2 separate regions of the Homo sapiens genome follow, and region 2 is linked to region 1. A link is an interaction called in ENCODE POLR2A ChIA-PET data of the cell type or tissue named here. Cell type or tissue: MCF 10A. All regions are shown on one strand. Each heading gives the region's core, and the rest is flanking DNA. Links, peaks and the distances in the headings are about the cores only.

Region 1 (11,266 bases), core at 2,386-10,385:
CAACCTCCGCCTTCCGGGTTCAAGCGATTCTCCTGCCTCAGCCTCTTGAGTAGCTGGGATTACAGGCATGTGCCACCATGCCCAGCTAATTTTGTATTTTTAGTAGAGATGGGGTTTCTCCATATTGGTCAGCCTGGTCTCAAACTCCCGACCTCAGATGATCCGCCCTCCTTGGCCTCCCAAAGTGCTGGGATTACAGGCATGAGTCATTATGCCCGACTTTTTTTTTCGAGACAAAAGTCTCCCTCTGTCTCCCAGGCTGGAGTGCAGTGGTGTGATCTCGGCTCACTGCAACCTCTGCCTCCCAGGCAGAGCAATTCTTCCTCAGCTTCCTGAGTAGCTGGGATTACAGGCACCTGCCATCCGGCCCAGCTAAATTTTGTATTTTTTGTAGAGATGGGGTTTTGCCATGTTGGACAGGCTGGTCTCAAACTCCTGACCTCATGATCTGCCTGCCTCGGCCTCCCAAAGTACTGGGATTATAGGAGTGAGCCACCACACCTGCTGGAAAGGCACATCTTATATGGTGGCAGGCAAAGCAAGAATAAGAGCCAAGCAAAAAGGGAAAGCCCTTACAAAACCATCAGATCTTACGAGATGTATTCACTACCACAAGAACAGTGGGGGAAACCGCCCCTATGATTCAATTATCTCCCACCGGGTCCCTCCCACAACACCTAGGAATTACGGGAACTACAATTCAAGATGAGATTTGGGTGGGGACACAGTCAAACCATATCAACTACTCAGAAATAAAAAGGAACAGACTATAGATACTGAAGGTTAAAAACATTATGCTCCGTGCAAGAAGCCAAACACAGAATACTACATATTATCTGATTACACTTGTAGAAAAGGCAGCACTGTAGAGACAGAAAGCATATCATCGGCTGCCTGGGCTATGGGTGGGTGGATAGGGAGGACTGCCTGCAAATAGGCATGAGGAAACTTCTGGGGGTGATGGAATGTTCTAAAACTAGGTGGTGGTGATGGCTACACAACTATATAATTTTTTGTTTGTTTGTTTCTGTTTTTAGGCAGGGTCTGGCTCTGTTGCCCAGGCTGGAGTGCAATGGTGTGATCTTAGCTCACTGCAACCTCTGCCTCCCTGGCTCAAGTCATCCTTCCACCTCAGACTCCCAAGTAACTGGGACTACAGGTGCACTACCATGCCTGACTAATTTTTGAATTTTTTGTAGAGATGGGGTTTCACCACATTGTCCAGGCTAGTCTTGAACTTCTGAGCTCAAGCAGTCCACCCGCCTCAGCCTCCCAAAGTGCTGGTATTACAGATGTGAGCCACTGTGCCCTGCCAAAGCTGTATATAGTCCAATTATAATGGGTACATTTTATAGTAATATAAATTATACCTCAATAAGGTTGTTAAAAGTGTTCACACTAACATTGTTCCTAATTGCCCCAAACTGGAAATAGCTCAAATATTCATCAGCAGAATGGATAAATACACTGTGGTATGTCTGTTCAACAGAACCCATGAGCAGTATTAATAAGCAAGTAATAAGCAGTCCTCCCACCTCAGCCTACTGAGTAGCTGGGACCACAGGTGCACACCACCAAGCCTGGCTAATTTTTTTGTGTTTTTGTGTAGAGATGGGGTTTTACCACATTGCCCAGGCTGGGCTCAAACAACCCACCAGCCTCCACCTCCCAAAGTGCTGGGACTACAGGCATGAGCCATCATGCCCAGCCAAATCCCTTAATAATAATAATAATAATAATAATAATTATTATTATTATTATTATTATTTTTTGAGACGGAGTCTTGCTCTGTTGCCCAAGGTGGAGTGCAGTGGTGCGATCTCGGCTCACTGCAAGCTCCACCTCCCGGGTTCACGCCATTCTCCTACCTCAGCCTCCCGAGTAGCTGGGACTACAGGCGCCCGCCATCACGCCTGGCTAATTTTTTGTATTTTTAGTAGAGATGGGGTTTCACCGTGTTAGCCAGGATGGTCTCGATCTCCTGACCTCATGGTCTGCCCGCCTCGGCCTCCCAAAGTGCTGGGATTACAGGTGTGAGCCACCACGCCCAGCCATCCCTTTATTATCACGGATATTGCTGATGACATTTCACAGCTGACTGGGCTCTGCAGTTGAGAATTACTGAGAATCGCTGCTCCAGGCTCGAATCCATCACCTTCGGTGATGTTTGTTTGGGCTTCTCCATCCAGGCAGACACTAGTCACCACTTAGGGTGGGTTTGAGGAGTTTCATCCTTCCTTTTGGTGTTGGTGGGAGATTATCAGGGAAGTGGAGCTCAGGGACCCCCAGCGAGGACCCTTGCATCTTTGTGAGGTCGAGCATGGTGTGGTGGGAGGAGGGAGTCCAGGAAAACCATCAGGATGTGCTGATGATAAGCACTGGGGAATTCTCAGTGTGAAAGGAGAAACACTGAACATGGCTTGGCTTGTGGAGAGGAGATGCTGTTTGGCGTCCTTCTGAGATCTGCTCACCCTTTATGCCTAACGGCCTTGCTGGACCACAGCATGGATGCTTACGAGTTACTGTGTGTCAAATTTAGGCTCACTTTTGCCTAAACTTGTGTATTTCCTGGGGTGGTAATTTGACCTTTTCATCTGTTGACAAGCTTAAAAAGTTGCAGGAACTTTGCCCTCATGGTGGGCATCTCATGATCATAATGAAGTTATAAATTAAAGTCAAAATTAAGAAGTTAAACTCCACACATACACACAACCTAATAGGAAATACATGTAAATATTTACCTCATCTCTGAATTAGGAGGGCCTTTCAAAGCATTTAGATGATGGCTGATATCCCAAAGGGAAAAGTATCTGACAATATGAAAAAAAAAAAAAAAAAAAGTGGGTGGGTGTGGTGGCTTACACCTGTAATCCCAGCACTTTGAGAGGCCGAAGCGAGGGGATTGCTTGAGTCATGAGTTTGAGACCAGCCTGGGCAACATAGTAAAACCTTGTGTCTACTAAAAATGCAAAAGACAAATAACCCAAAAACCACCACCAACAACAACAAAAAAAACCTAAATAAAAGGTATAAAACATTAACAACAAAATGCTAAAAAGCAACAACAAACAACTATTTATGGCAAACATTTTCCCCTAACAAATATGCATGGCAAATATTTTCCAAAATATATTTGTCATATATACAAGAACACAGGGTTACTAGCTTTAATGTTGATATTGCTATGTACATAAAACACAAACTGATTAGAAAATTATTAACACAAAAATAGAAAAGTGGGCAAAAAATGTGAACAAATGATCATAGATAAAATAAAAATGATTTGTAAATATACGAGAAAAAGGTTACCTACTGTAATAACCAAAGAAAGGCAAATTAATATACTCTTTTACCTATCAAATGATTTTTAAAAATCTATCAGATTTTGAAGAATTTGATGAAGTGGATACTTTCCTGTACTTACGTTTTTGGAGAGCTATTTAGCATTATCTATTAACAACCTCAAATATTCATTTCCTATTGGATCAATGATTCGACTTCTAGGAATCTAAGGCGATAACCCCGAATGCAGTCAGAAATTCAGTAAAAATAGTTATTGCAGGGTGGTTTTAGCACAGAATTGAAAACAACTTATGCCCACGTAAGAAGTTAAATGATGCTAAAACACATGATAAACTATCACATGGTCAATTAAAGTTAGACTTTCTATTAATTTTTTATTTTTTTTTATTTTTGAAACGGAGTCTCACTCTGTCGCCCAGCCTGGAGTGCAGTGGCACGATGTCAGCTCACTGCAACCTTCGCCTCCTGGGTTCGAGCAGTTCTCTCGCTCAGCCTCCTGAGTAGCTGGGATTACAGGCATCTGCCACCACGCTCGGCTAATTTTTGTACTTTTAGTAGAGACGGGGTTTCACCATCTTTGCCAAGCTGGTCTCGAACTCCTGACCTCGTGATCCACCTGCCTCGGCCTCCCAAAGTGCTGGGATTACAGGTGTGAGCCATCGCGCCTGGCCTCTATTAATTTTTCATGACACAGGTGAATGCTTATGATATACATCTGTAACTATGGTATAATTCCAAAATACTATTGTTATTATTTTAGAGACAGGGTCTTGCTCTTGTTGCCCAGGCTAGAGTACAGTGGCATGATCATAGCTCATTGCAGCCTTAAACTCCTAGGCTCAAGTGATCCTCCTGCTTTGGCCTCCCAAAGTGCTTTGGGAGGCCAAAGCAGGAGGATCACATCGAGCTACTGTGCCTGGCCTAATTCCAAAATATTAACAATGGTTCTCCCTGGACTGTGGGGTTATAGAAGATCCCTGATCTTCCTCCCCAACCCTTCTTCTAGTGTAGTGGTCAAGAGCTAGGCCTTGGGGTCAAACCCAACTCCATCTTCAAAGCCAGTGGAGGCTGGTTGAGTCTTTCTCACTCTTCATCTCTAACACAGACCCTCCTGCCTCCTTGCTTGCTTATAAGGACCCTTGTGATTACATTGGGCTTTCCTGGATAATCCAGGATCATCTCCCTATTTTAAGATCAGCTGGCTAGCAACCTTAATCCAGCTTTAATTCCCCTTTACCATGTAAGGTAACGTACTCACAGGTTTGGATGGCCGTTATTCTGCTTACCACACTAGCTGTGTGACCTGGGGGAAGTCATTTCCCCGAACGTGTTTCTTCATCTGTGACATGGTCTCTCAACCCCAGCACCATTGGCGTTTTGGGTTGGGTCATTCTTGGTTGTGGGCTGTGCTGTGCACTGTAGGATGTTTAGCAGCATCCTTGGCCTTTCTCCATTAGATCCCAGTAGTAACCGCCCTGCCCCCCACAGTGTGGCCACCAAACACATCTTCAGATTTTACCACATGTCCCTTGGAGGCAAAGTCACCCCTGTTTAAGAACGGATCTATGAAGTAGCTATTGTTCTCAACTCCTGCTGTAGTTGTACAGAAGATCAGACAAGATGGTGTATGGAAAAGGTCTAACATAGAGACAGTGCATAGCAAGGTGCCCCCAAATGACATCTCCCTGTATTTCACTTTTCTGAATGCACATACTGTTATAGTCATTAAAACTAAAGTTATGGTCGGGCGCGGTGGCTCACGCCTGTAATCCCAGCATGTTGGGAGGCTGAGGCAGGTGGGTCACTTGAAGTCAGGAGTTTAAGACCAGCCTGGACAACATGGTGAAACCTCATCTCTACTAAAAATACAAAAATTAGCCACACGTGGTGGCGCACGCCTGTAGTCCCAGCTACTCGGGAGGCTGAGGCAGGAAAATTGCTCGAACCCGGTGGGTGGAGGTTGAAGTGAGCCGAGATCACGCCAATGCACTCCAGCCTGGGTAACAGAGTGAAACTCCATTTCAAAAAAGGGAAAAAAGATAAAAACAACCCCAAAATTAAAGTTATTAAAAATCAACTCTTAGTAGTTGGGTGGTAGGCTTGAAGAGTGAATACCGCCAAAGGCAGCCAGGTGTGGTGGTACGTGCCTGTAGTCCTAGCTACTTGGAGGCTGAGGCAGGAGGATCACTTGAGCCTCAGAGTTTGAGGCCATCCTGGGCAACATAATGAGACCTTGTCTCTCTAAAAAAGAAAAAAGAAAAGAAAAGAAAAGAAAAAAATGTCCTCAAAGGCAAAGGGTGCCTTTTCATTGAGAACACTAAAAATAAATTTTAATTATTCAAATAGTGGATTAATTCCTATTATAAAAAATTCAGGCCGGGCATGGTGGCTCACGCCTGTAATCCCAGCATTTTGGGAGGCTGAGGCGGGTGGATCACGAGGTCAGGAGATTGAGACCATCCTGGCTAACATGGTGAAACCCCGTCTCTACTAAAAATACAAAAAATTAGCTGGGCGCAGTGGCAGGTGCCTGTAGTCCCAGCTACTCGGAGGCTGAGGAAGGAGAATGGTGTCAACCCGGGAGGCGGAGCTTGCAGTGAGCCGAGATCGCGCCACTGCACTCCAGACGGGGAGAGAGAGCGAGACTCTGTCTCAAAAAAAAAAAAAAATAATAATAATAATTCAAACATTATAGACAAGGATAATATTTTCCTTTATCTCCTTGACTCCCACTCTCTATCATTACCTCCCCGGAGGTGACCCTGGAGTGTTAGTGTCACGAAGGCAGAGACTTCACTTGTACTTTTTCATCACTTTATCTCCAGAGGCAAGAGTAGTGCCAGGCACACAGTAAAATGAATGGGTTTAGTGAGTATTCTTCAGTTCTTAAAAAAAAAGTTTGCTATATAAATCTCAGCGATTGTTATCATAATCCAGTTCCATATGGTCTGGATATAATAGCCATATTTACTATGCCATATGTTCAAGTTACTTAACCTCACAAAAGCTTAAATGGATAACAATACTACTGCATGGCGTGGTTGTGAGGAATTCCAGGCTTTTTGCCATGCATTTATACATGAACACACGCACATGCATACACACGCACACACACACACACTTTTTAATTTAGTATATCTGTGATTCCATACATTCTGCAGTTTGCTTTTATCATTTACTATGTCCTAGAGTCTTTCCAAGTCAGTATATATACTGCCACCTCATTCTTTTTTCTGCTATGAGGATGAATCATGGTTTACTTAAGAGATGATAACAAACTCTCTGGCCTCTCCTCCCGGGATCTGGCAGGAGCTCAGAAAACGAATCTCTTGCTAAATCTCTGTCTGGTTGAGTAAGGTGCTCTGCAGGCTGGAGGAGCCTGTTGATATTTTAGTTTTCATCAGCTGTGCAAATCTGTGAGTCTTTTTGGTTTGAGTGCGTCAGTCTTGTCTGGAAATCTACACTGGGACTATTTTTAGCCTGTTAGGCCAGGGGATCTGCCGCTCTGTGGTCCAGTTGGTCATCTGCAGGTGCAGTCTCCAGCAAACGATCACAAGCTCTTTAAGATGTGCCTGGGCTTGGGGGGACCTGTCTCGCGGGCTTTTGTGGAACCTTCAATTCCTGGATTGTAAAGCAGGGCTGCAGGTCTCCTGGGATGAGCTCCAGCCAAGAGGTAAGGGACTGGAGGGAGATTCTTGGGTCCTTTCCCAATTCTGCCCAGACTGTCTCTAAGGTGATGCATGGACACTGATGGGACATTTGCAGTCTGGACTCAGCCTCTGCCTCAGCTCCACGGAAGCTGCAAACATTCACACCTCTGTGCCTTTGCACAAGCCTCTTCCTCTGCCAGGAATACCCTTCCCTTCTTTTTTTTGAGACAGAGTCCCACTCTGTTGCCCAGGCTGGAGTGCAGTGGTGCGATCTCAGCTCACTGCAACCTCGCCTCCCAGGTTCAAGTGATTCTCATGCCTCAGGTTCCTGAGTAGCTGGGATTACAGGCACCCTTCCTCCTTTTTGGCCTTCGAGGCTCAGCTCAAGTGTCCCCTTTTCAGGAAAGCTTCCTCCTTTCCCATGCAGCAGAGCTGGTCACTTTGTCCTCCAAGACCCCAGGGACTTTGTACTTGCTACCTCCTGGCCACAAGGCAGGACAGACCGCTGCCACCTGTCTGTTCCCTTCACTGATGGGGGCTTCTGGAAAGAGGGACCCTCAGTGCTCTCCTGGTGCCTGGTACATCATGGGACTTTGCAAATATCTGTTGGGTGACAGAAGCTCAGTGACTGCAGAATAATGTGATGAGTGCCACTGGAGAAGGAGCTGAGATCATGTGATCGGGAAACAAGGGCTGTTTTCAAGGGGCCACGCCTAGCTGGCTCTGCTCAGGATGTGTCTCATCATCCTCAAAGTGGTCTTTACAGGCTGGAAAGAGAAACCCAGTGTCAGAGACATGAATTTAACTCAGCTGAAGTCTCTCTCAAATTTCTAGAAAAAGATTAGCGGAAGATGCTAATTATTACACTGGTGCAAAAGTAATTGCGGTTTTTGCCATTACTTTTCTTGGCAAAAACCGCAATTACTTGTGCACCAACCTAATATTTCAGTGATAGTAGTTATGCATGTATCTAAAAGACAAAGCACCTTGAAGCACTCTCTGTGTTGAAAGTCATGTTGGATGAACAGAATAATGGTCCCCTTTCTACGAATCTGACCCTCAGAAGCCCAGCCATCTAGGAAGAGGCTGAGAAGTTGGGCGTGAGTAAAAGGCTTTGGGTAACTCTCTCCGTGTTCTACTGAGTAGTTTTGCTATACAGGAGAGTCAGCTCCTTTCTAGGAACCCATTAAATCTTTACATACATTTGTAACATTTTCTTTGATGACTCATGGTCAGCTCAGGCCATTGAGTTGGTGGTGATAGAGGAGGTGGTGTTAGACATACACTCGGCTACTTCTACGGATAGTACTGTGGGATGGCAGAGTGTAGTAATTTGGTAATGTCAATTCTGAGTTATTGGGAACATGTTAAATTTCATTTACTCTGTTTAAAAAGGCAGGAAGTGCCTAATACATTTAGTTTAGAAAATGATTAGCACACCTGACTGGGCGCGGTGGCTCATGCCTATAATCCTAGCACTTTGGGAGGCCAAGGTGGGCGGATCACCTGAGACCAGGAGTTTGAGACCAGCCTGGCCAACATGGCGAAACCCCGTCTCTACTAAAAATACAAAAATTAGCCAGGCATGGTGGCATACGCCTGTAGTCCCAGCTACTTGGGAGGCTGAGACATGAGAATTGCTTGAGCCTGGGAGGCAGAGGTTGCAGTGAGCCAAGATTGTGCCACTGCAATCCAGCCTGGGTGACAGAGTAAGACTCTGTTAAAAAAAAAAAAAAAGAAAAAAAAAAGAAAAGAAAATGACGAGCACACTAGTTGGTGTTTTGGGTGTCTATGATGTGGTTACATTCACTTAGGTGGTATCTCTCCTTTCTCAGCACCACTAGGTAAATAATAAAAACAGTGGGTAGCCAGGCATCGGTGGTGCATGCCTGTAGTCCCAGCTTCTTGGGAGGCTTACATGGGAGGATCACTTGAGCCCAGGAGTTGGAGACCAGCATAACATAGCAAGATCCTGTTTCTTTTCCTTTTTTGGGGGTCAGGGGGACAGAGTCTTCCTCTGTTGCCCACACTGGAGTGCAATGGCACCATCTCAGCTCACTGCAACCTCTGCCTCCTGGGTTCATGCAATTCTCCTGCCTCAGCCTCCCAAGTAGCTGGGATTACAGATGTGCGCCACCACACCCAGCTAATTTTTGTATTTTTAATAGAGACGGGGTTTCACCATGTTGGCCAGGCTGGTCTCAAATTCCCGACCTCAAGTGATCCACCCGCCTCGGCTTCCCAAAGTGCTGGGATTACAGGTGTGAGCCACCACACCTGGCCTAGCAAGACCCTGTTTCAAAAACAGCAAACAAAAAACCCATAAGTAACCCACCTAGCAGTGTGCTAAGAGCTCTCCTCTGGCTCCTCATTTAAATTCCAGTTATCCAGGGAGGAAGGTATCATGAGTAATCCCATTTTATAGATGTGGAGGCTGAGGCTAAGACAGGGAATGCAACACACCCAGGGTCACACAGCCAGCAAGAACTTGATGGGAATTGGAACCCAGGCTAGCAGATTCCAAAGCTGGTGCCCTTCACCCATCAGCTCTCTTGACTGCTAAGGTTTTCCTCTCTTGTTTCTGCAGACTGCAGCCTGGTGGGTGTGTCTGCAGCCTGGGGTGTGTCTGCAGCCTGGTGGGTGTCTCCAGCTGTCCTTTAACTTCTCCATTTCCCTCAGTTCCCTGGGAAGGTTCAGGGTGGTGGGCTTGCCTTTCAGGATGCCTTTCATCGTCAGGGCCCCTGTGTCCACTGCTGTGACATTTGGTGAGGAACAGCTCCCTTCCTGGAGCCAAAGAGCATTCATTGTCTGGCCACAGGAAAAGCACGCCACATGTCCCCTGACGACCTGAAGATGAATCCTGACTGCCTGGACATGCCTGGGCGGGTGTACCCATGGCCTGTGGTTGAACCAGCCACACCTTGTCTCTTGGCCAGAGGTAATGTCCAGGCTCATCTCTCTGTGTAGTAACTGGACCCAGCTGGAGGGTGGGAGGTGATAGCTCCTGGGAAGTCCGGTCCGGGGTCCTGGCCAGGGAGTCACAGTGGCTGCTCTGCAGGCTGCCCTGAGGCTGAGGGCTGTGAGTCCTGGGATCTGCTGGGGAAGTCCAAGGCATATCGCACCAGCTGCCCCTAGCTGCTGCCTGCAGCTGGAGGCCACAGGCCCCCCATGTTGAAGAAGTGTCACCTTCAAAGGGAGGTCACCATGCAGCAGCATCATGGCTGGAAAGGACCAGAGTGAGTGAGAGCCAGCATCGCTGTTTCTGATCCACCAGTGACCTGCTACACAGAAATGGCAAGTTATTTCTCTCCTCTGGATCTCAGATTTCTCACCCTTAAATAAAAGGGCACGCAGTGGCATGGAACCACGCTGACACCTATCACTGTTAAACGAGGCCAGGACACAGTCTGATCTCCATCTCCACTTTTTGTTGTTGTTAAATGAAACGGTACGTATCTTTGCTTCTATATATTTTGTGTAAAAAATATGGGGATATATAAGAAAATGTATGTAAAAGTGTAGAAGGATATATATGAAATTGCTAACAGTGGTCTTCTCCAGGTGGTAGAATTATGGGTAGCTTTTTTGCATAGTTATAGGTCTACTTTTTTTTTTTTTTTTTTTGAGATGGAGTCTCACTCTGTCACTCAGGCTAGAGTGCAGTAGCGCGATCTCAGCTCACTGCAACCTCCACCTCCCAGGTTCAAGTGATTCTCCTGCCTCAGCCTCCAAAGTAGCTGGGATTACAGGCACGTGCCGCCACACCCAGCTAATTTTTGTATTTTTAGTAGAGATGCGGTTTCACCATGTTGACCAGGCCGGTCTCAAACTCCTGACCTCAGGTGATCCACCTGCCTTGGCCTCCCAAAGTGCTGGGATTACAGGCGTGAGCCACCGTGCCCGGCCTGTTTACTTATTTTTTTAAAATACAAAAAATTTGAAAGCAGGATGTTGGGTTCTAAATCCTGAGCTCTGTCTTATCCTTGCTGCTGCCTTCACCCTGAAAGCCCGGCAATGACTGCCTCCTTTGCCTCTAGAGACTGCAGCCAGCTCACCTCAGGCACTGGGTTCTCCTGCCAGAATGGTCTCAGTAGCTGCACCTGCCGGTTTGGCCTCCTTCTTCCTAATGATTGCAGCATTGCACACCTGAACATGCTTTCAGCTAGGATTTGGTGGTGCCAATCTCCATTTTTAAATAGACTAACTAGAAGTCAGTATGCTATCTGCTTCCTCATCTGTCATCATTGCACCCTGCCCCACCCCCAGAATCAAGTGGCAGACAGGCCAGGAGGGGTGAGAGGTGGAGCAGACGT
Region 2 (11,540 bases), core at 1,323-9,322, 210 kb after region 1:
AGTGAGTTTAGAGTAAGGAAGGCTCCCGAGTAACCTTCTCCATGGTGACATCGGCCACTGGCAGGCAGGGCTTAAGGGAGGACTGAATTGGTTTCTACCAATATAGAGGCTGGTGTCTTGTCTTTTCTTCCTTTCTTCCTATTACTCTTTAAATAAAAGCAATAACTGCGCATGATATAAAAACTTGACCAGTACAGAAAGATCTAGAAAAATGATTAAAATCTCCCTGCTTTTCTCTGACCCCAATCCTCATCCCCAAAGTTTCCTATGTATCCCACCAGAAAAAAGTATGCATGTATCTACATATAAATATATATCATTTTAAACAGTTACATAGGGGAGCAAGGTATACGTACACTATTCCATATCTGGCCTTTCCCCCATTTATTTAATGATATATCTTCAGGGTCTTTTACTCTGAGTCTAGAACTTTGCCTCCTTATGTCTAATCACTGCAGACTATTCTGTTGTATGGATGGGCTGAAATTGATTTGGCCTGCTTTGACAAACTGAGAGTCATTTGGGTGGCCTCCAACTTTTGGAGTGACCGTCACGTGTGCACAGCTCGATGTTTTTTTGTCCATGTATCCATTAGGGGGCACCTAGTGGTAGAACCGCAGAATTAAAGGAAACCTGCATTAGAAATGTCAGCTGAGGCCCGGCGCGGTGGCTCACACCTGTAATCCCAGCACTTTGGGAGGCCAAGGCGGGAGGATCACTTGAGGTCAGGAGTTTGAGACCAGCCTGGCCAAGATGATAAAACTCCGACTCTACTAAAAATGCAAAAATTAGCTAGGCATGATGGCGGGCACCTGTAGTTCCAGCTACTCAGGAGGCTGAAGCAGGAGAATCGCTTCAACCTGGGAGTCAGAGGTTGCAGTGAGTCAAGACTGTGCCACTGCACTGCAGCCTGGGAGACAGAGCAAGACTCCGTCTCAAAAAAAAAAAAAAAAAAAAAAAAAAGTCAGCAGAATTGCTAGAAAGACTGTACCTGCTACTTTCCCACCAGCTGGGTAGAAGGGCACGGCTGGTTTCCCAGCAGGCACCAGTACCTGAGACACCTTTGCCCTTTGTTCAGGGTGTGCCCTTTGTGCTCTGGGGAGCTGTCCTCCTCGGCTCCCTCTCCTTTCCTCTGTCCTGCCTCAGGTTCTGTCTCTGGTCAGGTCTTCGGGCTGCCAAGCTCCCAAGTGAAAGTTGAAGCATCAGGCAAGCCTATTGTTTGGCACCCAAGATGCTTATCAGTAAATCAGTTCAAAAGTAGCCTGAGTTCAAGTGTTCTTTAAAGGTGAACCAATCAAGTTGATCTGGTGGAATTTATTCAAATTTTTGTACCCTCTTAATCTCTATGTAGAAAAGATGAAGAAGGCCCAGCATGGTGGCTCAGGCCTGTAATTCTAGCACTTTGAGAGGCCGAGGTGGGAGGATTGCTTGAGCCCAGGAGTTCGAGACTAGTCTGAGCAATATAGTGAGATCCCCATCTCTACACAAAATAATAAAATTTTAAAAAAGCAAAGAGGAATAGATGTTCATTTGAATCAACGTATACAATTTTGGTGGAAGGGCTATGTGTATCTGAGAGCGGCAAGACCAGACCAAGTGATGTAAGGCAAGCAGGTCCAGAGTCAGAGGCTCCTGCAGGCCCCACAAGGATTAGGGGCCCCTAGGACACAGGCTGTGCCTGCGTGAGCGGCCCCTGTCAGCCACCCCACCACGCCCTTTTCCCTTCCCCCACCATGCTCCAGACATGTCTGGACTTTCTTCCAGGCCTTGCTAAGGGCTCATGACCCATGCTCTGCCTCTTCCTGGACCCCTCTTTTCTGCCTTCCACACGGCCAGCTCCTTCTTACCTTCAGGTCTCAGAGAGGCCTTTCCTCCCTCTGTCCTCCTCCCCACTCTTCCAAAGGACACTCGGCCAAGTCCTTCACAGCATCATTCTGTCCTTATTCACATCTGTTTGTTTGTTTTGTTTGCTGTCTACCTTCCCCGCCATAGGGTGTCAGCGCCACGCCCTGCCTATCAGCGCAGTGCCCAGTGCACAGGGCCTCATGCGAGGAGTCACTTGGTAGATGTGGAATAAAGGCATGCATCTGGCTGGGGGGGGGGTGGCTCACGCCTGTAATCACAGCACTTTGGGAGGCTGAAGTGGGCAGATCACAAGGTCAAGAGATCGAGACCAGCCTGGCCAACATGGTGAAACCCTGTCTGTACTAAAAATACAAAAATTAGCTGGGCGTGGTGGTGCACGCCTGTAGTCCCAGCTACTCAGGAAGCTGAGACAGGAGAATCTCTTGCACCCAGGAGGCAGAGGTTGCAGTGAGCCGAGATCGTGCCACCACACTCCAGCCTGGCAACAGAGTGAGACTCCGTCTCAAAAAAAAAAAAAGGCATGCATCTATGAATGAAAAACCAAATTAGGAAAAGTGAAGGAGGAAAGAAAAAATTAAAGGAGATCTTCAGTGAAAGTAAATAAGTCCCCCGCTTCACCAGGCAGCAACAAAGAGGAGCGTCCACTTCTGGTGGAGATCAGGCTACATCAGCCACTGCCATTTCCTGACCTAGGAGCTCCTAGTCCCTCTGAGGAGGTGGATCCTCTGAGAGGGCAGTTGCTATGGAGGTGGAGCCGAGAGGTGATTCCTGGCTGCTCCCAGACTATGCCAAAGAGGCAGAGAGATGTGGTAAGTGTACAAGAATGACACAGGAGTTTATGGGAGTTCAAAGACTCTCTGACCAGTCCGAGAATAAAGCATTAGGGAAAAAGGCACTGGGGAGAAGTTGCCAGGAATTCTCAGCATCAAGCAGGAGGTTACCCACTTAATGTTTGGTATGGCGTTAGAGGCTGTCCTCAATGGGATAATCAGATAAGCATTTTTTTTTCCCGAGACAAAGTCTTGTTCTGTTGTCCAGGATAGAGTGCAATGGCATGATCTCGGTTCACTGCAATCTCTGCCTCCCGGGTTCAAGCTATTCTCCTGCCTCAGCCTCCTAGGTAGCTGGGATTACAGATGCCCGCCACCACGCCCGGCTAATTTTTGTATTTTAGTAGAGATGGTGCTTCACCATGTTGGGCAGGCTGGTCTCAAACTCCTGACCTCGTGATCTGCCCGCCTCAGCCTCTCAAAGTGCTAGGATTACAGGCGTGAGCCACCACACCTGGCCCAGATAAGCATTTTAAACACTGACACCCCTAATTGCTCTGTTACAGGACATAACAGATGTGGACTGTCATACACTAACTACTGAGAAAAATAATTTGAGCTGCCCCCAGGTGGTGCTGCCTGCCAGCCAACCATTCACTGTGGGCAGTTGCTCTCTTTGTTCAACAGAACATGCGTAACTATTTGAACATTTTACTGTGCTTTGTCCATGTTGTTTTACAAAAACAAGTGGAAAGTAGAAAAAAAGAGTAATCTCAAAAATAAGCAATATAAGTTTTCTATGCTTAATACACTTGCTTCCAAAATGGAGATCAGTGGCCAATCTTTGAGTTCAATTGAATGCTTACTGGACTTAAGTGGGTCCACTGTAGACTTAATGGCAAAGGAAAAGAACAACATATAAGAAAATGCTATAAATATGTAACTGGAATTTAAAACTATTTTGGACCTCTCAGAATCAGGGCCACTACGAGCTAAATGGTGTCTTGTGCAAATTGGGAAAAGGAATTCCTTTCTTTTCTGGATAAGTACAACTCTACATCAGGATACACATCTAGATTTCAGTCTAACCCTTGGTCAGATGCCCTTGTGTAGTGTACAGCCTTACCAACTCTACAGTGCTGCCTGGGATGGAACAACCACTTATAATGTGTAAGTCTCTAATTGCACTCTATACAGTTAATTTGATACATATTTTCATATTTACAAAAGCAGAGGACTGCCTGTGTACAGTTTTTCTGTTCACTTACTTGTAAATTAGAAGGCTTGTCTCATATTTGAGACATACCTATGCAATTTGAGAATGCAGGATCATTAACTATGAAAAACTGCCTGAAGGGCAAGACCAGGGTTCACATTCCCCTCCTTCAGCAATCCTACTGCCTTTTTAGAGCAGAAGCTGCTCTTTACCTTGTTTCCTAGTTATTTGGATGGCTTCTTCCTTCTTCTACTAGATTGTCAACTCTCTGAGGGCAAGAGCTGTTTGTCTCATTTGTCTCTTTACTTCTAGCAAACAGTACAGAAACTTGTGGGGGTTCGTTGATTTCACTTTGATAGACAATGACAAGAATTTCTGCAATAATTGTTGTTATAATGCAGAAGGGTTGATATATTTTCTCCAGGTGCTTGTACCTCTGAGCTTCTATAGCCTTCTGAGCATATGCAGCACCTGGCTAACTGATTTGCTTTTATTTTAGAGGTTGATGGGAAAACCACTCAGACACCAGGAGGTGTTATGGCTCATGGACGTTTGTTAAGTATCAGATGTTACTCAGGACTGAGTCATGCCTTTTCAAAAGGACTGCATTTGGAGACTGGCGGGTTCTAGCACTTTCAATGAATAGTGCATTTTTTTTTTTAGTGGGTTCCTTCCTATCCATGCCTGGGAGCATGGGCTGAGCTTTTGGAGTAAGCCAAATGGGATAAAGGGTCAGATGTCGGAAAAAGGAAGCACCCACAGTGGCCGTACATGTGATGGGCTTTTGGGCAGCACCACGGACCATGGAATGGAATGGCTTAGGTCCTCTTCATGAAGAAATAACTCTGGGATACACTTAGGAAAACTGCAGGACCCTTTCAGTTGGCCACACAATGGAGCTGCATCAGCTGGGTGCTGCCTCAAAGAGGAGTGAGTTGTGCTCATTTCCCGAATGTTGCAAATCTGGAAATTATCTTACGTTGGAAAAGCGATGACTGTTCCTGCACTCTCCCCCAATTTCCTGAAAACTTTGATTTTTTTAGGATATTCTGAGAAGAGTAAAAACCCACGGCTGTGGCCAGGTGTGGTGGCTCACATCCGTAATCCTAGCACTCTGGGCGAGAGAGACATCAGGTGGATCACCTTAGGTCAGAAGTTCAAGGCCAGCCTGGCCAACACGGTGAAATCTTGTCTCTACTAAAAATAAAAAAATTAGTCGGGCTTGGTGGCGCATGCCTGTAGTCCCAGCTACTCGGGAGGCTGAGGCAGGAGAATCGCTTGAATCCGGGAGGTGGAGATTGTAGTGAGCCGAGATCACGCCATTGCACTTCAGCCTGGGCGACAAGAACAAAACTCTGTCTAAAACAAACCAACCAACCCACAGCTGCTCCTTCTAAGCTATGTTTTATGCCACAGGCCCTTGGGTAATGTGTTTCCGCTTCTCCCCAGATAGAATACCACTCATTTTAGCTTAATGTCTTTGTTCTTGAAATTGTCCGTCTCACCCAATCTTCCTCCCATCTCAGAGGCAGGAATAAAGCTTACCTTGTTCAGCAAGCAGAGTACTGGCTCTTGGGTGGAGGAAATGTATTCACAATTTACAGATAAACCTCACAAAGTTGTTTCTGATCAGCAATTGCTTTGAGAGTGAATCTCTCCTCAAACTCCACCAGCAGATTGTGTTCTGTGTTGCCTTTCTCAGCAGCTTTCTGGATCCTTTTGGGCTAGGAGCAGCTCTTCTCGGGCTTCATGCTTATTTTCTGTAAAATGAGCAGGAAGTCAATGTCTCCTAAAGTCTTGCCATTTCAAAGTGTGCTCCTGGGACAAGGGGAATCTGCAGCACTCTGAAACTTGCAAGAAACGCAAAAAAAAAAAAAAAAAAAAAAAAAAAAAATTCAGGCATTGCACCAGGACTTCAGAATCTGTGTCCCCAGGTGATTGGCTTGTACATGGAAGGTCGAGAAGAGCTACTCTGAAGTCCCTTATTGCTATAAAGCTTTATGATTCTTTGGGAAGGTATCCTGTAGCAACAGCCAAAACACATTGAGTCCTTAACTCTGTGCCAGGGATTCTTACATGAGCTCATCTCATCCTCAGCACAAGCCCAAGGCAGGGGTAATCATGATTCATATTTTACAGGCGAGAAAGCTGACACTTGGCTCAGAGAAACTGGCTTCCTTGGCAAAGGTCACCCAGCTAATTGGGTACAGAGCTCGATCCACCCTCAGGTCAGCCTGACTTCAACCTCCCCTCTATGTGGTGTTGCCTCAGGGGTCCAAGGCAAGGTTTTGAGGAGGAATTGACCTGTGAACTTTGTATTGTCAGATGATGAGTTTGCCAGGTTGTAAGTGGGAGAGAGTCATTCCAGAGGAGAAAAGAACCAGCGAGTGGCCCAGAGGAAGGAGAAAGCTGGGCAAGTCCAGAAGGTGGTCTGAGATTTAGTTTTAACAAAATGAATGTTAATTTGGTATGAGCTTGTTTCTGTTGAGCACAGGGTGGGAGGAGGGAGAGATAGTCAGGTTACCGAAATTACCAGCAAGTTTAGATGAAATCTAATGACATTTTAATGTGTTTTCTGAAGATACTGTCTATTGAACTGAAATATATCACACCAGTGAAGTATGCTCATTGTTCTGGAGAAAGATCATTCTTGCGGATTGACTTTGATTTTTGTAATTTTGCTGCCAATATGTAAAAAAGGTCAACTTCACCCTTGCTACTTAAAGCAACTCCAAGTCAATAGAGCCTAGAAGTCTCTCTTTGGAAGGATGGATGTTACCAAGGAATTGTATAGTTGAAATTCTTCTTGCACTTGCCAGGTTCTGAAGTTGTCCTCAGGGGATCCCCATTTCACTGGGGAAAGGATCAAAGAGTCATATAGAGAGGCCAGAAGTAATTTCCTAACATAGTAGAGCCCTGGTAAAACCCTCAAAGTCAAATCTCAGAGCCATCTATTGGAGTGAACATTCTTTTTTTTTTTTTTTAATTATTATTATACTTTAAGTTCTGGGATACATGTGCAGAACATGTAGGTTTGTTAGATAGGCATACACGTGCCATGGTGGTTTGCTGCACCCATCAACCCGTCATCTACATTAAGTATTCCTCCTAAAGCTATCCCTCTCCTAGCTCCCCACTCCCCAACAGGCCCCAGTGTGTGATGTTCCCCTCCCTGTGTCCATGTGTTCTCAGTGTTCAACTCCCACTTATGAGTGAGAACATGCAGTGTTTGGTTTTCTGTTCATGTGTTAATTTGCTGGGAGTGATGGTTTTCAGCTTCATCCATGTCCCTGCAAAGGACACGACCTCATCCTTTTTATGGCTGAATAGTATTCCATGGTGTATATGTGCCACATTTTCCTTATCCAGTCTATCATTGATGGGCATTTGGGTTGGTTCCAAGTCTTTGCTATTGTGAACAGTGCTGCAGTAAACATACATGTACATATGTCTTTATAGTAGAATGACTTATAATCCTTTGGGTACATACCCAGTAATGGGATTGCTGGGTCAAATGGCATTTCTGGTTCTAGATCCTTGAGGAATTGCCACACTGCCTTTCACAATGGTTGAACTAATTTATACTCCCACCAACAGTGTAACAGCATTCCTATTTCTCCATATCCTCTCCAGCATCTGATGTTTCCTGACTTTTTAATGATTGCCATTCTAATGGGCGTGAGATGGTATCTCATTGTGGTTTTGATTTGCATTTCTCTAACGACCAGTGATGATGAGCTTTTTTTCATATGTTAGCTGGCCGCATAAATGTCTTCTTTTGAGAAGTGTGTTATATCCTTTGCCCACTTTTTGATGGGGTTGTTTGTTTTTTTTCTTGTAAATTTGTTTAAGTTCTTCATAGATTCTGGATATTAACCCTTTGTCAGATGGGTAGATTGCAAAAATTTTCTCCCATTCTGTAGTTTGCCTGTTCACTCTGATGATACTTTCTTTTGCTGTGCAGAAGCTGTTTAGTTTAATTGGATCCCATTTGTAAATTTTGGCTTTTGTTGCCATTGCTTTTGGTGTGTTAGTCATGAAGATTTTGTCAATGCCTATGTCCTGAATGTAATTGCCTAAGTTTTCTTCTAGGGTTTTTATGGTGTTAGGTCTAACATTTAAGTCTTTAATCCATCTTGAATTTATTTTTGTATAAGGTGTAAGGAAGGGGTCCAGTTTCAGTTTTCTGCATATGGCTAGCCAGTTTTCCCAACACTATTTATTAAATAGGGAATCCTTTCCCCATTGCTTGTTTTTGTCAGGTTTGTCAAAGATCAGATGGTTGTAGATGTGTGGTGTTATTTCTGAGGCCTCTCTTCTGTTCCATTGGTCTATATATCTGTTTTGGTACCAGTACCATGCTGTTTTGGTTACTGTAGCTTTGTAGTATAGTTTGAAGTCAGGTAGCGTGATGCCTCCACCTTTGTTCTTTTTCCTTAGGATTGTCTTGGCTATATGGGCTCTTTTTTGGTTCTATATGAAATTTAAAGTACTTTTTTTCTAATTCTGTGAAGAAAGTCAGTGGTAGCTTGATGGGGATAGCATTGAATCTATAAATTACTTTGGGCAGTATGGCCATTTTCATGACATTGATTCTTCCTATCCATGAGCATGGAATGTTTTTCCATTTGTTTGTTTCCTCTCTTATTTCCTTGAGCAGTGGTTTGTAGTTCTCCTTGAAGAGGTCCTTCACATCCCCTGTAAATTGTATTCCTAGATATTTCATTCTCTTTGTAGCAATTGTGAATGGGAGTTCTGGAGTGAACATTCTTTTTTTTTTTTTTTAATTTTTTTTTTATTTTTATTGATCATTCTTGGGTGTTTCTCACAGAGGGGGATTTGGCAGGGTCATAGGACAATAGTGGAGGGAAGGTCAGCAGATAAACAAGTGAACAAAGGTCTCTGGTTTTCCTAGGCAGAGGACCCTGTGTGTTTGTGTCCCTGGGTACTTGAGATTAGGGAGTGGTGATGACTCTTAACGAGCATGCTGCCTTCAAGCATCTGTTTAACAAAGCACATCTTGCACCACCCTTAATCCATTTAACCCTGAGTGGACACAGCACATGTTTCAGAGAGCACCGGGTTGGGGGTAAGGTCATAGATCAACAGCATCCCAAGGCAGAAGAATTTTTCTTAGTACAGAACAAAATGGAGTCTCCTATGTCTACTTCTTTCTACACAAACACAGCAACAATCTGATTTCTCTATCTTTTCCCCACATTTCCCCCTTTCCTATTCGACAAAACCGCCATCGTCATCATGGCCCATTCTCAATGAGCTGTTGGGTACACCTCCCAGATGGGGTGGCAGCTGGGCAGAGGGGCTCCTCACTTCCCAGAAGGGGTGGCCAGGCAGAGGCGCCCCCCACCTCCCGGACGGGGGGGCTGGCCGGGCAGGGGCTGCCTGGAGTGAACATTCTTTAAGCCCATCTTTAAAGAGTTTGTTAGAGGTCCTCACTCAGGGATGAATCACTTGGATAGAAACATGAGAAAGAAAAGAAAACCTATACATCACTCTCTATAACTTGGATTTTCCTCTTCTGAGGGGGTATCTGAATCATCTAGGAAGAATTGAACTATAAGGAACACAACCTGCAAAGAAAGGTGGCCTAAACCATGAGGACAGGTACCAAGTAGCCCTGAGTTAGGGCAGCTCCAAGGCTTGCCAATTGGGTGGATTTTCAATGACATTTTGAACTTGGGCTCTTCCCAGTCTGTCTTCTTCAGCCTGTTGGTTTGTCCTCTTGCTGGCCCCCTCATGGTCCCAAGATGGCGGCAACAGTTCCAAAAGTCTACTGGAATGATAAAAGGAAGAATCATCTCATGGATCTCTTTCAAAGAGGAGGGAAGCCTTTCCAGAAAGCCCCTCAGCTGACTCCTCACATCTCATTGGCTGTAACTGTGTTATATGCTCTCTCTTCAACCAATTGCCAGCAAGCTACACTTGGCTTGGATTGGTTAAGATTTTTTCCCTATAGTTGAAGAGGGCACCTTCCCTGGTGCTTGTCCAGGCTAGGCAGAGGGTAAAATCCTGAAGAAAATCAAGGTTCTACCAGCAGCAAAGAATGGATTTGGGTAGACAACCAATAAGAGCTGCCATTAACAATCACTTATTAAGGCCTGGCATGGTGGCTCACACCTGTAATCCTAACACTTTGGGAGGCTGAGGTGGGTGGACTGCCTGAGCTCAGGAGTTCAAGACCAACCTGGGCAACATGGTGAAACCCTGTCTCTACTAAAAATGCAAAAAATTAGCTGGGCGTGGTGGCACGCCTGTAGTCCCAGCCACTCGGGAGACTGAGGCACGAGAATCTCTTGAACCTGGGAAGCAGAGGTTGCAGTGAGCCAAGATTGCACCACTGCACTCCAGCCTGGGCAACAGAGTGAGACTGTCTCAAAAACAAAACAAACAAACAAAAAAACCAATCACGTTAAAAATAACAAAACATTTCTTCAACTTCTGAAGTCAAGGAGTGTAATATTCAACTATTATATAGAAATGCTGCGTAACAGCCACAACAATTTCAGCGGCATAAAACAATAATAGCCATTGATTGAGCTCATCTGTCTGTGGGTCAGCTGGAGGTAGTCTAAAGTAGACTAGGCCTGGCTGGACATGGCTCAGCTCCACCTGACTCTTATCCTTCTCCTGCAACCACAGACTGGTTTGGGCATGTTCTTCTCGCCAAGACGGTTGAGGTACAAAAGCCCAGGCCCGGAGTGTAGGTCTGTTCCAAGCCTCTTCTTGCATCATGTCTGCCAACATCCCATTGGCCAAAGCAGGTCTCGTGGCCAACCATGGCATCGGTGGGGCAGAAAGCCATGTGATGCCCACTTCATGGAAAGTCCCAGAGTCAAATGACCGAGGGTGTAAATACAGGGAAGGGTGACAAACTGGAGTCAATGATGCAATCTACCACACAAGAGGAAAGAAAGAAAATATTACATTGAAAATAAAATTGGGCTGGGTGTGGTGGCTCATGCCTGTAATCCCAGCACTTTGGGAGACCGAGGCAGGTGGATCACCTGAGGTCAGGAGTTCAAGACCAGCCTGGCCAACATGGTGAAACCCTGTCTCTTCTAAAAGTCCAAAAACTTAGCTGGGCGTGGTGGTGGGCACCTATAATCCCAGCTATTGGGAGGCTGAGGCAGGAGAATCGCTTGAACCTGGGAGGTGGAGGTTGCAGTGAGCCGAGATCATGCCATTGCACTCCAGCCTGGGCAACAAGAGGGAAACTCCATCTCAAAAAATAAATAAATAAATAAAAATAAAAATAAAAAATAAAATTAAGGGTAACTTTAAAAATCCTTTTTTTTTTTTTTAAAAAAAACTGTACTTTAACGATTTAAAATCTTTCTTTAGAGTATAAAAGAATTAGAGGCTGTTCAGGTGTGTCTAAACGTTAAAAAATTGTGTGTGGGTATGTGTGTATAGATAGCAAAGGGTCTCAAAAGCAGATTTTTCTAGCTCTGAATGCCACCACTACCTATTGTTCTATTAGCACTATATATTAGGGTATCAGTTTTACAGAGCTAACTACTCCCATTGCTCCCTCTCCCCCTCTTCAAAAGCAATCTGTACAGTCTATATTGAGGAAATAAATGAAAACCACTGAAATGAGAAAAAACAAGGCTGTTTATTTAGAACAGAAACTCAAAGGCAGGCAGGGGAATGGGGAAGCTTTATGG

Evidence for each region. ChIA-PET counts read pairs that join two places held together with the same protein. Peaks named below come from ENCODE experiments on the same cell type or tissue, not always from the same donor. Only the 100,000 strongest peaks of a DNase experiment are listed, where the experiment ranks them.
Region 2: POLR2A ChIA-PET joins it to region 1 with 13 read pairs; 3 of 35 experiments call an interaction of 5 or more read pairs at or near these places.

Annotation. Positions count from the first base shown.
Region 1 is chr10:119,002,420-119,013,685 of GRCh38, reverse strand. The region is part of intron 2 of LINC03036 (long intergenic non-protein coding RNA 3036); the gene reads left to right. Among named protein-coding and RNA genes, the nearest start is that of LINC03036, 22 kb to the left of the region's middle. In MCF 10A, for the core only: no CTCF peak of the experiment used is centred there; DNase peaks (open chromatin) are centred at 6,625, 8,165 and 9,845.
Region 2 is chr10:118,792,848-118,804,387 of GRCh38, reverse strand. The region is part of intron 3 of LINC03036 (long intergenic non-protein coding RNA 3036); the gene reads left to right. Among named protein-coding and RNA genes, the nearest start is that of CACUL1, 44 kb to the right of the region's middle. RefSeq lists an enhancer at 8,564-9,119. In MCF 10A, for the core only: a CTCF peak has its summit at 3,271; DNase peaks (open chromatin) are centred at 3,277, 4,427 and 5,937.